Linked DNA regions of Mus musculus: region 2 is linked to region 1. A link is a contact called in ENCODE Hi-C or POLR2A ChIA-PET data. All regions are on one chromosome and are shown on one strand. Each heading gives the region's core, a stretch centred on a gene start or an enhancer-like site at or near the end of the contact. The rest is flanking DNA. Distances are from core to core; before and after follow the strand shown.

What was found. A loop is a pair of places that touch in the nucleus more often than their neighbours do. ChIA-PET counts read pairs that join two places held with the same protein, here RNA polymerase II (POLR2A).
Region 2: a map of heart shows a loop between it and region 1 (3-fold over the local background). The contact joins the enhancer-like site here to the promoter of Pdlim1 in region 1. A Hi-C loop is called at or near these places in 3 of 37 maps with a recorded cell type or tissue (all heart). POLR2A ChIA-PET finds 5 or more read pairs at or near these places in 1 of 5 experiments (embryonic stem cell).

The regions. Positions count from the first base shown.
Region 1 is chr19:40,269,300-40,275,381 of GRCm38, reverse strand. It overlaps Pdlim1 (PDZ and LIM domain 1 (elfin)), which reads left to right and starts at 3,766. Exons shown (of 7, transcript NM_016861.4): 1 at 3,766-4,036. The coding sequence starts at 3,941. It overlaps Gm41845 (a long non-coding RNA gene), which reads right to left and starts at 3,816. Exons shown (of 3, transcript XR_877853.2): 1 at 3,602-3,816; 2 at 1,155-1,236; 3 at 928-969.
Region 2 is chr19:40,305,396-40,312,273 of GRCm38, reverse strand. Sorbs1 (sorbin and SH3 domain containing 1) reads left to right here. Exons shown (of 29, transcript NM_178362.1): 26 at 411-605. It overlaps A930028N01Rik (a long non-coding RNA gene), which reads right to left. Exons shown (of 2, transcript XR_386702.4): 2 at 6,488-6,878. Among named protein-coding and RNA genes, the nearest start is that of A930028N01Rik, 12 kb to the right of the region's middle. Within about 2 kb of position 4,618, at least 1 of the 3 ENCODE cell types and tissues checked has a DNase peak (open chromatin) inside an H3K27ac peak, as active enhancers do; it is heart, where a contact is called at or near this core.

The sequences.
Region 1 (6,082 bases), core at 2,517-5,016:
CTTTAGAAATTCTCCCTAGTGCAAAGTTATCTTTTGAACTTTCTCGTGTTTTTTTTTCCTCCCCCAGCTAGATAAAGTTTTTTTATAATCATGTATACAAATAATTTTGTTCCATTAATTTCACATATTTTAAACTCTTTGGGAGGTTTGAACCTCAGACCTCCTGCACATGGATCAGGTAACAGCACTTTAGAGCCATGGCCGCTCCTGACATTGTTTGAAAACACTTTCTCTGAGTCTTTGGGGCTCTCATTTCCATGTGACTCACTATTCTCTTCACACATGATACACTTAGCCTCCTTTTTTGCTGTTTGTTACTTATTCGAGTTTTTTTTTTTTTTTTCCATAAGTGGCTGTATACATAGGTCTTTCCTTTTTTAAAAAAGCATGCCTTTGTGATCAGTGCCCCGAGAGGGTGAAAAACACTGGTGTTCTGTAGGTCTTGTTCTGGAAGCCTAAACCACTGAGGACATTTAATAACAAAGCAAACAGGGACAGCCCTCACAGATATCCCATAGTGCACCCACTCCCCGAATCGACATACAAACAGAGCTGTGTGCTGTAAAAACATACTGACACCTACTATGCAACAGGTTCATGCTAGCAGGAAAGCAGGGGGGGGGGTGACTAAGAGGCAGGCCTTGCCCTCGGGGAACACAGGAGCTGTGGTTTTCCAACTTTCTCTCAGTAGGACACAAAATAGCCGAGATTTGCTGATGCCATCAAATTCTGCAGAGATATAAAGCACTCGTGTCCTTCCTTTTTTTTTTTTTTATAGATTTATTTTATTTGTATGAGTACACTGTAGCTGTCTTCAGACACACCAGAAGAGGGCATCAGATCCCATTACAGATGGTTGTAAGCCACCATGTGGTTGCTGGGAATTGAACTCAGGACCTTTGGAAGAGCAGTCAGTGCTCTTAACCATTGAGCAATCTATCTCTCCAGCCCGTGTCCTTCATTTTTAAACTTTAAAAAAAAAAAAACATTGGTTACTGAATGTAGTTATTCTTACATATAAACATGGTTATACACAGTCAGGCATGGTGGCCTTTGCATGAAATCCTAGCACATGGGAGGCAAGGGACAGGCAAATCTCTACAAGTTCAAGGCTAGCATTGCTATACAGTGAAACTCTGTCTCGGAAAACTAACCACATGGTTCAGAAAGATGGATCCACTGGGTACATTTAGGCCTTTGTCATCACATCTGATCACTGAGTGTAAATCCCGAAACCTACAAGACAGAAGGAGAGAAATGACTCCCATAACTTGTTCTCTGACCTTCACAGGCAGGCTGTGATGTGTACATGGTTCTCTGTCTCTGTCTCTGTCTCTGTCTCTGTCTCTGTCTCTGTCTCTGTCTCTGTCTCTGTCTCTGTCTCTCTCTCTCTCTCTCACACACACACACCACACACACACAAATAAAATTCATAATAAATTGCTATTTGAGTTGCTGACTTGAGTTTCACAAGAAATCGTGCAATTAAAGTAATTAATGTTTGTCTGGGATGAGAACAGAATTCTCAACACTTTCTGAAGTGTCCCAAGGTACACCCCTGTCATTCTGTCCTATGCCACCATGCAAAGTGGAGTTCTTGGCACTGACAATCATAAAACCAAAATATCAATCAACTCTGAAAAAAAAAGACGAAGCTACTCTTATGTCCTACCATATCAAATATTCAGTCAGGACTTAATTCTTTATGTAACAATAAAGACAAACATATCTAATTCATGAGTAGCAGGTAAATTTGCTTTTGTCGTTAAGAGGTAGTAAAATTATGTGTTTACCAAAGAGCAGTTTTAAAAAGGTTTTGTGTGTGTGTGTGTGTGTGTGTGTATGTTCCTGTGTGTGGGTGCAGTATGTACGTGTGTGCATGAACACGTGTGTGGAGGTCAGAGGACAACCTTAGTGTCATTCCTCAGGTATCTCCCACCTTTTGTCTGAGGCAGGGTCTTTTACTGCCCCAGGACTTTACCAAGCAAACTAAACCAGCTGACCTGATGACCTCTGATCCTGCAGTAGCTGGAATTTCAGATGCCTGCCCCTGAGCTCAGTCTTCCACAGGAGTTTTGGGGTCAAATTCAGGTTCCTGCTCATTTAAGTCAAACACCTTAGTGACTGAGTTATGGCCCCAATCCTTTTTATAAAAGGTTTATTTATTTATTTATTTATTTATTTGATGTATCTGAGTACACCATTGCTCTCTTCAGACACACATCAGGTCCCATTCCAGATGGTTGTGAGCCACCATGTGGTTGCTGGGATTTGAACTCGTGACCTTTGGAATAGGCAGTCAGTGCTCTTACCCGCTGAGCCATCTCTCCAGCCCAAGAAGGGGTTTTAAAAGTTCTAGAAAACAGGAATGACCTTGATTTCTAAAAATGAGCAATTCATTGGCCGTCACAGGCCTTTGTGTTGGGTGAGGGACAAGATGATCCTTTCATATGTAAATCTGTGCAGAGACCCGCAAAAGATTGGCCAGGACCGCGGGGGGTCGCGAGGAGCTGCACTTTTCACAAATCCATTCAACCTGTGTCCAGCTTCCCGAATGAATGGGAACCAGGAAAACCACGAGGGGGTCAGTGGTCCTAAGGTTGGCTAATGTATTACATCCATCATGAGATTATTCTAGGCGGGGAACACCGCAGTGAGCTGTTTGCAAGATAAAAACCCGTCAGGTCTTGAAACTAGCGCTTAGGAATGTGGGTAGGACAAACTAATAAGTAAACTATAGACTACACAGGGATGGGCAGAGAATTAAGGCAGTGGAAGTTAAAGGGGGTCTAGAGGGGATGTTTAAATGGCTCTCAGAAATGGCCTTAACCAGAAGATGGTATCTGCAAGAAACCCTTGAGTTATCTGGGGGAAGGATACACGTGATGGCAAAGCTCTGAGTAGGAGGCCAGTGTGGTCAAAGTTGGAGACAGATTACAGCAGATTCAAGTCGTTCTTGGAGTGGCCTTAGAGGCATTTAAAGGGTTGGATTTTTACTCAGGGTGAAGAAGCATCAGTGGACAGCATGAGTTGTGGTTTAATCTGTTTTGAGAACTTATTTTGGGGGCAGCTCACAGAAGAAACTGATAGGGAGCTTTGAACCCTGGAATTTCCATTCACCGCTTTCCCGGCATTGGTCCACCCCGGACTTCATGATGGAATTGTTGGGAACGTCAGAATTCACCTACCTTCAATTTCAACTCCAGCCAGGAGGAAAGGTTTCTAGGAACTTCGTAGAGCCTAATTATAACCCCCTGACTACCCCCCCCCCCAACCGTTATAGTCCCATTAGCATTGGAAAGCTTCCAGGGTGGCCCAAGGAGCCTGGAAAATGATTCAGTAGCAACCCCGAGTTGTTGCGTAGCCTTAGGGGTGCTTTATAATCTCGGGCAGCCTCAATGACTTTATCTCTAAAATGGGACTAGAGATAAAGCGCCTAATTGCGTCAGGTGAGATCACTTGAAAGCGCCTCTTAAACGGCTCTGCGGTTTCCAAAAGTGTAAACCGCTCTGACCTCGCTCAATCCTTTTCGACTTTTTGCAAAGCACAACGCGTGGGTTTGTAAGGTCTGCTGTAGGTGGGGACAAGGCTTAGGTCTCACCTAGCTTTCATGCCGGGTTGGGAGCAGCAAGAAGGCTGTGGGTAGGGCGGGAGGAGGTGCGGGCGGAGGTTCGGGGCTGCTGGGCGGAGTTGAAGAGCCTAACTCCCGGATTAGAGTCTGGCGAGGTCCTGCGGGCCCGCTGGGAGTGGAGGCGCGGGCCGGGCGGGGCTGCAGCGACGCGGCCGGGGCGGATCTGTCCCCGCCCTCGCTCGCGACCCCGCCCGTCCCAGGATCTCCCAACTCCCGCCGCGCGCTCTTTCTCCGACAGCTGCTCCGGGAGCCCCGCGCGCCGTGCAGTTCTGTGCCTTGCCTGTCTGTCCCTTCCGATTGTGCCTAGCGATGACCACCCAGCAGATTGTTCTCCAGGGCCCGGGTCCCTGGGGTTTCCGCCTCGTGGGCGGCAAGGACTTCGAACAACCTCTCGCCATTTCCCGGGTAAGAGCGTCTTGGGACGCGCGTGGGAACGGGGTGGTTTCGTAGGGTGGCGGCGCGCTGCGTCCCTATGGAGGTCGGGGTGACTGGAGCTCCGAGGGGATCGCGGTGGGGCGCATCCAGGTGCGCCATTCGCCGAGCGCTCTGTGCCATCTGCCACCCCGTCCCAACCGCCGCGCTCCGGGGCAAGCGGGCTCGGTGCGCGCTGAGTCAAGGCCAAAGACAGTTTTCTTTCTGCGCCCCGGAAGCGTGGCGCGGCGCGGCAAGCAGACAAGCTTTGTGCCTGGGCGTGGAGACCTGGGGCTCCGCAGACCCTGTGCGCCAAGAGTTAACACTCCTTGCTCTTCACAGTGAAAGAGTTGGGGAGAGCTAATCGGAAGCAATAGAAAGTCCTGGAAGGTGAATGGAGTACAGAAAAGTTCCCTGGAAGGCGAATGGGATTCGTTCAGCTAACAACCGAAACAACAATTTTACACTCTTCGGATATGACCCGTGGCTGGCTCTCGGTTCTGTAAAGCCTTTCACAGGAAACACTGGAGTTGGGAAATAACCCCAGATAAACCTCCGTAGTCTCTCCCTGTCTAAGGTGGTTAGATCACCTTTCTGCCCTCCAGGTTATTCGCGATAAGGCCATTTCCTTTTGGGGAAGCGCACTAACGGTGTGTGGTGGTGATGATTGAAAACTTCTTGGTTGGGTCTTATCTGTGGGAGGGCGGGTGGCTCAATCGCAGACTGCTAGACCCGTGGCCCGTAATTGAAATGCAACCCCCTGTTAGACTCAGGCTCGGTATTTGGAAGTCCACACTTTGGCTATGTGATTTGGGCCAAACACAAGGAATATGTCCCACTGAGAGTCAATACTTTAGATTTTTAGTCCTTTCATATAGGTGTGTGTGTGTGTGTGTGCGTGTGTGCGCGCGCGCGCGCGCGCGCGTGACTCCGCTGGGCCCCGGGGGTGTTACTAAATATCTTTTAATTAAGGAGATAGAAAAACCTCAGGGATGCCTGACCTAGAGGGACCACATTCCATTCTTTTGTACACTTGTCTGCTGAAGCTAACCTTAAACTTGCTCCTCCAGTCTTGTAAATGTGTCTTTTTTTTTTTTTTTTTTTTTTTTTTAAATCTCAGAGGGATTCTGGGATGGAAATGGAAGTGAAAGATCCCAGTGGGTCCTTTTGACTTATGGCTATGCCTCCAGCAGCTGAAGGACTTAGGTGGAAGTTGTGGAATCATCCAGCCACCTCTTGGCTTTTCTGACAACCACAGTGGCTGTCACTCAGGCTTTCTTACAGGTGGGCCTGGCCTAGAAAGGGGCTCTTTGACCAGCCGACTCCAAATGAGCAGGCAGCCCAGTTTTAAGACTTGGGTCTTCCACATGCCCATCTTGTCTTCCAGAAATTTCTTTGTTATTGGAAATGTGAGCTGTTTTCTCAGCCTCCCACCAACCTTTTCAAGCCTGGGAGCTATGCCTTCATCAATATGGGCCTCTTACCCTAAGTCTGGCTGGCCCAGGACTGCACCCGACTGTGCCTGCCTAGTGTATCCTGGCAGGCAGACTACACATGCTTGCCCATGGAGGGCACAGCCTCTGCACATTTAGAGTTAGTTACCTCATAGTCCAGTTGTTCTCCGTCTTTGTGTCTATAATTAACCTGTCAACCTTCCCCACTTCTGAGAAACTTTCTTTTTAAGCAGGGGAGGCTGTATTGGCAATCTGTTGAAAGGATAGTCGTGACTTGTCATTTTGGCTGCTTCTAAAAAGGCTTAATGCCAGCTGGGAGTATAGCTCAGTGATGCACTCGGCACGGTGTAGAAATGAAGTTGGCCTGAAGTAGAAAGCACATTGCTTTGGATCTTCCTGAATTAATTAATTTAATTTAATTAATTAATTTTAACTTCTTCCTTCCTTCCTTCCTTCCTTCCTCCCTCCCTCCTTCCCCCTCTCTCTTTCTTTCCTTCTTTCTTTCCTTCTTTCCTTCTTTCTTTCTTCCTTTCCTTCTCTCCTTCCTTTCCTTCTTTCCTTTCTTTCTTTCTTTCTTTCTTTCTTT
Region 2 (6,878 bases), core at 3,369-5,868, 36 kb before region 1:
CACCAGATCATGGTATACTTAATTACATGTAGAAAAAAAATGTTCATACAAAACAATTAGTTTAAAATAATATAGTATCAAAAGAACAACCCTCCAGGTTCAGGGTTGCCTTTGCCTTGCAAATGAAGGCTAGATATGTGACCAACTTGTTCTAAAGGAGTCTTAGACACTACAGTTACCTTCTGGCTCTAGGGCATGAATCTGAGCTCTTTATGATTAACTCCTTGGTTAAGGAAGCTCTGCTGTGTTAGCATCCCCAACCTAGTACTCCATCCAAGGCCAATAGAGATGGCCCTCCTGAGCATAGTGTGGTGAAGGACACAGGACAGCGCAGTGCAGGATACAGGCAGTGACCTCTGATGGGTTGCAGTGTGGTGCTTTAAGACCTCTTGCTTGACTGTGTCTTACAGGGGGAGAGGATCACGCTGCTCCGACAGGTGGATGAGAACTGGTACGAAGGGAGGATTCCTGGGACATCTCGCCAAGGCATTTTCCCTATCACCTATGTAGATGTGCTTAAGAGGCCATTGGTGAAAACCCCTGTGGATTACATCGACCTGCCTTATTCTTCTTCCCCAAGTCGCAGTGCCACTGTGAGCCCACAGGTATCTAAGCTTTCGAACTCAGCTTGCAGTTTTCATCCTCAGCTGTGTCAGCGGCACACAGCCCTTCTGGGACTACTCTTCCATGCTCTGATTAAGAGCTACCTAGAACAGGCAGGCTGGGAGTTCTTTTCATACATGTCTGTGGCATTTTCTTAGCACTCTAAAATATATGATGGGAAGGGAAGAGTTTAAGGTAGTTACTGTCGGGATAAAGTGTAAGGAGAAAAAAAAAATGAGCAAATTATCAGTTAGTGTATCCCTGTGAAGCTGGTGGTATGTAGACCACGCCCCTGTGGCCCAGCATATTTCTCTGTGCAATACTGTCCATCAAGATTGATTTCCAGGGGACAGTGGTTGGGAGATAATTTCATGATCTCAGCCTTACATGCCTTCACTGGACTCATGTTGGGAAAGAAACTTAAGTAGTGTGTCAGTCTCTACTGGGTCCGAAGTGGGTAGCTTATAGCCATAGTAATATGGTTGCTTTTCTGAACTTTAGCTATGAGCATAATTATTTAAAATGTTATTCCAAATGGTGCCCACTTTCCCAAAGCCAATAAGCAAAATAAGGTCGGGTGGCATCCTGTGGAATGAAATGGAGGGTGATAGCTGAAAGACTGGGACTTGGCGGTGTTGCCATGGTACCTCCTTTCTCCCGTTCTCTATCATTTCGTCCCCTCCCCATGCTGGCCACCGACACAGCAGAGAGCACTTGGCACAAAGCGTTAGATGGGCCTTCGTGAACAGTGAAAACAACATTCTGCCATCTCACACGCGAGGCCGTGGACTGGACTGGGCTTCTTGCTCCATAAGAGCTTGGGGAATTTTCACTTGGCCGTGGCTAAGAGTGATGGCCAAACAAAGTGACCACACACTTCCTACTTCTGTGTGGAAGACCCTGCAGAGTTGAAGGAAGGGCCTGGACAGAGGCTATCCACCCAACCAACCCTACAGTTTTGGGTCAGCGCTGTGGTTGCAAGAATGGTTTAGTGGGCTGGGGTAGGGCACTTCCTGGCTTTTCCTTTGAACCGTGACTCTGCAGAGCAGCCCAGCACTACCCACAGCTGTTGGATGGGAGCCTTTCCCATCTCCATGCCCCTCGCCCCTCCTCTCTCCACCCTGCCTGCACACTCTCATGTATCCACCCGGCCACTTTGCAGTCTCTCTCCCAGCCTCACCAGATGATTTCTGTTCTGGACTCCAGGGTGTCCTGCTCATCCTCTCTGTTTCATTCTTACTATGCCCCTGTGGTGGTTCTCCTCCTTTCCTTTATGCTGACACTTTTATCTCTGCTTCTTTCTTTTGTTTTCTCCTCTCTCCTTTTTTTTTTTTAAGTATACTAGTCACAGCAAGCTCATCATGCCAGCCCCTTCATCTCTACCCCACCCCCGCCGAGCCCTGTCCCCTGAGATGCACGCCATCACCTCCGAGTGGATCTCTCTGACTGTCGGGGTCCCAGGCAGGCGTTCTCTGGCCATGACACCACCCTTGCCTCCTCTGCCTGAGGCTTCTGTCTATGACATGGACCGCCTGGCCTTGTCAGCAAGGGCCCGTCCCTCCTTGCCTCTCAGCCTCCCCTATTCAAGTTGGTCAGATCACTCCACCCTGCGCCCAGTGGTCTCCCCGATGGCCCTGCCTCCACCCCACAAAGCCTACTCACTGGCACCCAGTGTCCAGGCTCCTCTTCACGTCAATGGAGATGGTGGTATTCACATTCGCCAAGATGGCTTCTCCCAGCCACCACCTGGGAACTCTGATAGGGTCATCTCAGAGCTTAGTGACGCCTTTAGCAGCCAGAGCAAGAGACAGCCCTGGCGAGAAGATGGACCATATGACAGGAAAGCAGAGAGCGAGGCAGGTGAGAGATACCCTGGTGGACCCAAGATCTCTAAGAAGAGCTGCTTGAAACCTTCAGACGTGGTCAGGTGCCTGAGTTCTGAGCAGAGACTCTCAGAGTTCCACACTCCTGAGGACAGTCAGTCCTGCAAGCCCCTGGGTGGCCCTTTCCCAGCCTGGGAGACTGGGCCACCAGAGCTGCACAGAGCTGTCGAGGCTGACAGGAAGGCTGCTCAGAGTGGTGTGAGCCAGGTAGGCCTGAAGCATGACTGGTGGGCCTTGGCCTCTTGCTTGGCATGGTGGGCCAGACCAGACGTCTTACCCTTGGTCCATTAACTGAGGCCAAGTTGGTGCCTGTGAGATCTGTTTGCTTGCCTTGGAAGCAAAGAGATGAATGACCAAGAGGGAATGGAGGGGCCGTGGACTAGGGTGTTGGCTGGGGATAGTTCAGAGAAACATTCTAGCATCTTGAGATATTTGAAAGTATTCCTCCATTGACACCTGCTATACTGGTACAGAAGCCCTCAAACAGGAAAGCCTTCCTTGTGCCCCATTGACATCCTAGAGAGGGTCCTTGGTCTGCTTTGACTAACACAGCTGAGAACACCAGGCTTTGGTGTCATGTGGTATGCTTTTCTTGTGAGATGCACTGTTTCCATAACTCACGGTGCTCAGTTTTGTTGGGTGTTCGTCTTGTCTCGTGTTTGTGTGGAACTGAAGGGCCACGTTCACAGTGAGCTGAAACATTTTGGGTCTTCAGAGGTGGCAAAATGCAGGGGCTTCTGGTGTGGTTGAGGTCACTAAATTGGTGTCCTAGGTTTTGAGTTATAGTTTTTCTCTCTAAGTGAACTACAAAGATTTCAGCATATAAATTAAGGTGGACTTAGCGTATTTTGAAGGGACATTAATTTGATAACTAGACAGATCATTATCCGGTTTTGTTTATGTAATTTAGTATCCAGAAATTCAAAGACTTTGGGCAACTTTTCCATAGTAACCAGATTTGAGTACCAACTCCAGCTGAGTGCTGTGATGGGAATTGTTCACCCTCTCAGAGACTCAGTTTCCTGAAAAGATAACTTCCCTTGTAGCATGGTCCAGGAAATTCCTTGAAATAATGCGGGCAGGTGTTAATTACAAACACTTTGTAAGGGAAGATAGAACCGCCATCTTGGGTGATCTAAAACTGCTTCTAGGACCAGGGACATTATAGAACCTCAATAGAATCGAGTGTTTTTTTCTGAAGCCATCTCCCAGTTGGCTGTCATCTGTTATATACAGTGCCTCCCTGGGCTGTGCTCCTCTCTCAGGCGGTTGCTCCTGTTTCCTCTTGTAGCTCTGTTGGTTTTTTGATGAATGGTTCAAGGAGCTGCTATTACTGGTCTATGGACCAGAGGTTGTTAAATCCCTTTCTTAGGGAGCCCATACCCAGTGACAGTGGCTGACACAGTTGTGTCACCTGGCCAGTAACATGAGCACAGAGGCACGCTGGACCTCCACAGGCCTGTGTGTTTGGTGTGGAGTAGAGATCACTGAGGGTAATCAAGTGTGTAGTAATTTATGTGGAATTGGGTTTAGACTACATAAAGTTAGCAAGCACTGAACATTTCCCCCCCAACCCCCCCACAGGCCCTAACCACTCATATGTAAAGTAGGGGTGAAAACAAACAGTACACCCCTCCCTGGAAGGGCCACTGTGCTGATCAATAGAACAGTGGATGTCAGTACGGTACTTGGCATATGTTCAGTGTCCATTAGACGGGGATTCCTGCTCTGACTACTGTATGTAGTTGCTCTCTCTCCCAGTGCAGGGCTCTGGGACAGGTGTACTCTAAACCAAAGTGTCCATCACATTGAGAGGGAAAAAATAGTTCACCGGAAGAGGTAGTGGAGTTGCCGGTTGAAAAGGAAGAAATGTCTGACAGAGGCGCGGTTCACAGATCAGCCTAAATCAGGAGCCCTCCTGATTGCCAGGTGTGAGTCATCACTTCAGTCCTGTTCCAGGATTCAGCGTGTACAGGAAGTGCGCACAGCCCAGTACCGAAGCACCAGTGAGGTTCAAGGTACATGCTTCCTGCTTCCTGCCAAGGGTAGGAGGAGCTGGCAGTACCAGAGACTGTGCTGATTGAAAGGCCAGGTTTGTTGAGGGTTAGCTTTCCTTTCCTGGTGAGTCTCTGGACAGCAGGTGTATCACTTCCTGTCCCCTCCCTTCCTCCTCCTTTCCTGGCACAAGCCATTTCCCCATGGATATGTAGAGGCCATGGTCTGGTTAGCTGCGTTTGAGAACTGGGGGTGTCTGGAAGGGTAGCTGCATACACAAGCCTTCTCAGCCGCTCACTTCAGCAGGACAGCTCTGGGGATGGGTCCTTTATAAAGGACTCCCTCCCTCTTCTTGAGATCTGTTTGGCTGACAGGCAAGCTAAGGACGAGAAGGACTTACTTCATCAACTGTTCTAGTAGCCCTGTCAGGATGTGACCTCAGGCTGTGTCACTTGTCTGGGTAAATGCATTCCAGTGTCAAGAAACTTGCCAGCCACTCTTCTTGATGAGCCCCACGTTCTGTTTGTCCTTCTGTTGGGACGAGGAACTTGGTTGCACATCTGACCAGTAAACGGAATGTTAGGTGAGAATGCAGTCCAAGACGTTGTGATCCTTCTGAATATCTGGTGTCCAGCAGTGTATTAAGTGACCCGGGAGCCAAAAGGCTTGGACATCACTGCAGGCTTCCTCTGCCTCTCGGGAAAGTCCTTCCCCTGGGCTTGGAAGACTCCCTAGTGAGATGCTCTTTTAGATATCAAGGCAGCCTCTTCTAAAGTTTCTCCAGCTACTGTGTGTGCACATGCTCCTAGTTTGTCCTTCATGGCTTCCTAGATGCTACATTTCCTAGGCAGCCTTCTCTGGCTACTTCCCCGAACCCTGCACAACTGGATGAAGAGCTCTGAGCCTGACCCTGGGAGCAAGCTCTCATGCATTTGCCCTTTTGCAGGCCTGTGTCCCTGTAGGGCATTAAGGCCCAGCGGTCAAGGGTCATGACCTAATCTATGGAATGTGCTCAGTAAATACTTGTTGAGGGAAAGAAAAGGTTAAAAAAAAAATCTGAGCAGACCTAGAAGAGTTTATGATATTGACTGGGGAACCAGCCCTGTTCTCATGTAATTATAATGCAAAAGAGAGACAACAGTCTATCCTGGAAGTTCAAGATGGGAAGACATAATAAGCATAGGAGGAGAAAGGTGATTCAAAGTAGCATATTGTGTGTGTGTGTGTGTTTGTGTATGTGAGTGTGTGTAAGTGTGAGTGAATGTGTGTATGAGTGTGTGTGTGTGTGTGAGTGAGTGTGTGTGTGAGTGTGTGTTTGTGTGTGAATGTGTATATGAGTGTGTATGAGTGTGTGAGTGAGTGTGTGTGTGAGTGTGTGTGTTTGTGTGTGAGAGTGTGTGTGTGAGTGTGCGTGTGTGCTTATGTGCTTATGTGTGAATGTGTGTGTGTGTGTGTGTGTTTGTGTGTGAATGTGTGTATGAGTGTGTATGAGTGTGTGTGAGTGAGTGTGTGTGAGTGTGTGAGTGAGTGAGTGTGTGTGTGTGTGTGTGTGTGTGTGTGTGTGTGTGTGTGTGTAGTTTAAGTATTAGGGAGTTTTCCCATAGATACAGCAGATTGTACTTGCTAGTCAAAGGCCGGAAGGTAGGAGGTACAATGTGTATGTGTGTATGGAGAAAGATGTGGTCCTAGATTCAGCAAGCTTTGGATGCACTTGTGAGTTGGTAGATCAGTGGGAACTTGCCAGGGGGCTGGGACCACAGCTTGGCCAGTGCCTGTTTGTGCCTCCAGCATTCACCATACCTCATAAGAGCATGGATGCTGTCTTCCTCACTGTTCCCTAGCCATTGACAGTCAGTTCCTGCTCTGCTGCATTCCTTCCCCTGGGTCACCTGTCCATATCCCCACTTAATGGATAGGTGAACTCCTACGGAAGATGCTTTGAAGTCTCAGTCATTTCTACTCTCAGAACGCTTTCACGCTGGGCCAGCTGCTTATTTTTAGGTTTGTTTTCTCTGAACACCAGAAGGGGTAAATCAGTGCCAGGGTCTCTAGGGAGGCAGGGGGAACATTGGTCTCCAGGTTCTGGTTCTGGCTCTGCTGTCAGCCCGCTGAGTGTCTGTGGATGAGTCACATCTCCTTCCCTAAAACTTCCTTGTTCCTAAACAAAAGATGCTGACGTGGGAACTGAGCTTCCTTTCCGCTGTGGTATTCTGTGATGAAGTGAGGAACCCATGTGAATTTCAGTCGATGAGAAAGAACACACAGTGTTTAAAGTATGGGCTTTATTATAGACCCACAGAGCTTCGCTGTTGAAAAACAAACACCTCTTTGCTTGGGTTTTTTTTTTTTTTTTCTTTTGAGTGATGACTTTGTTGACTGGACAAAAGCACACATAGG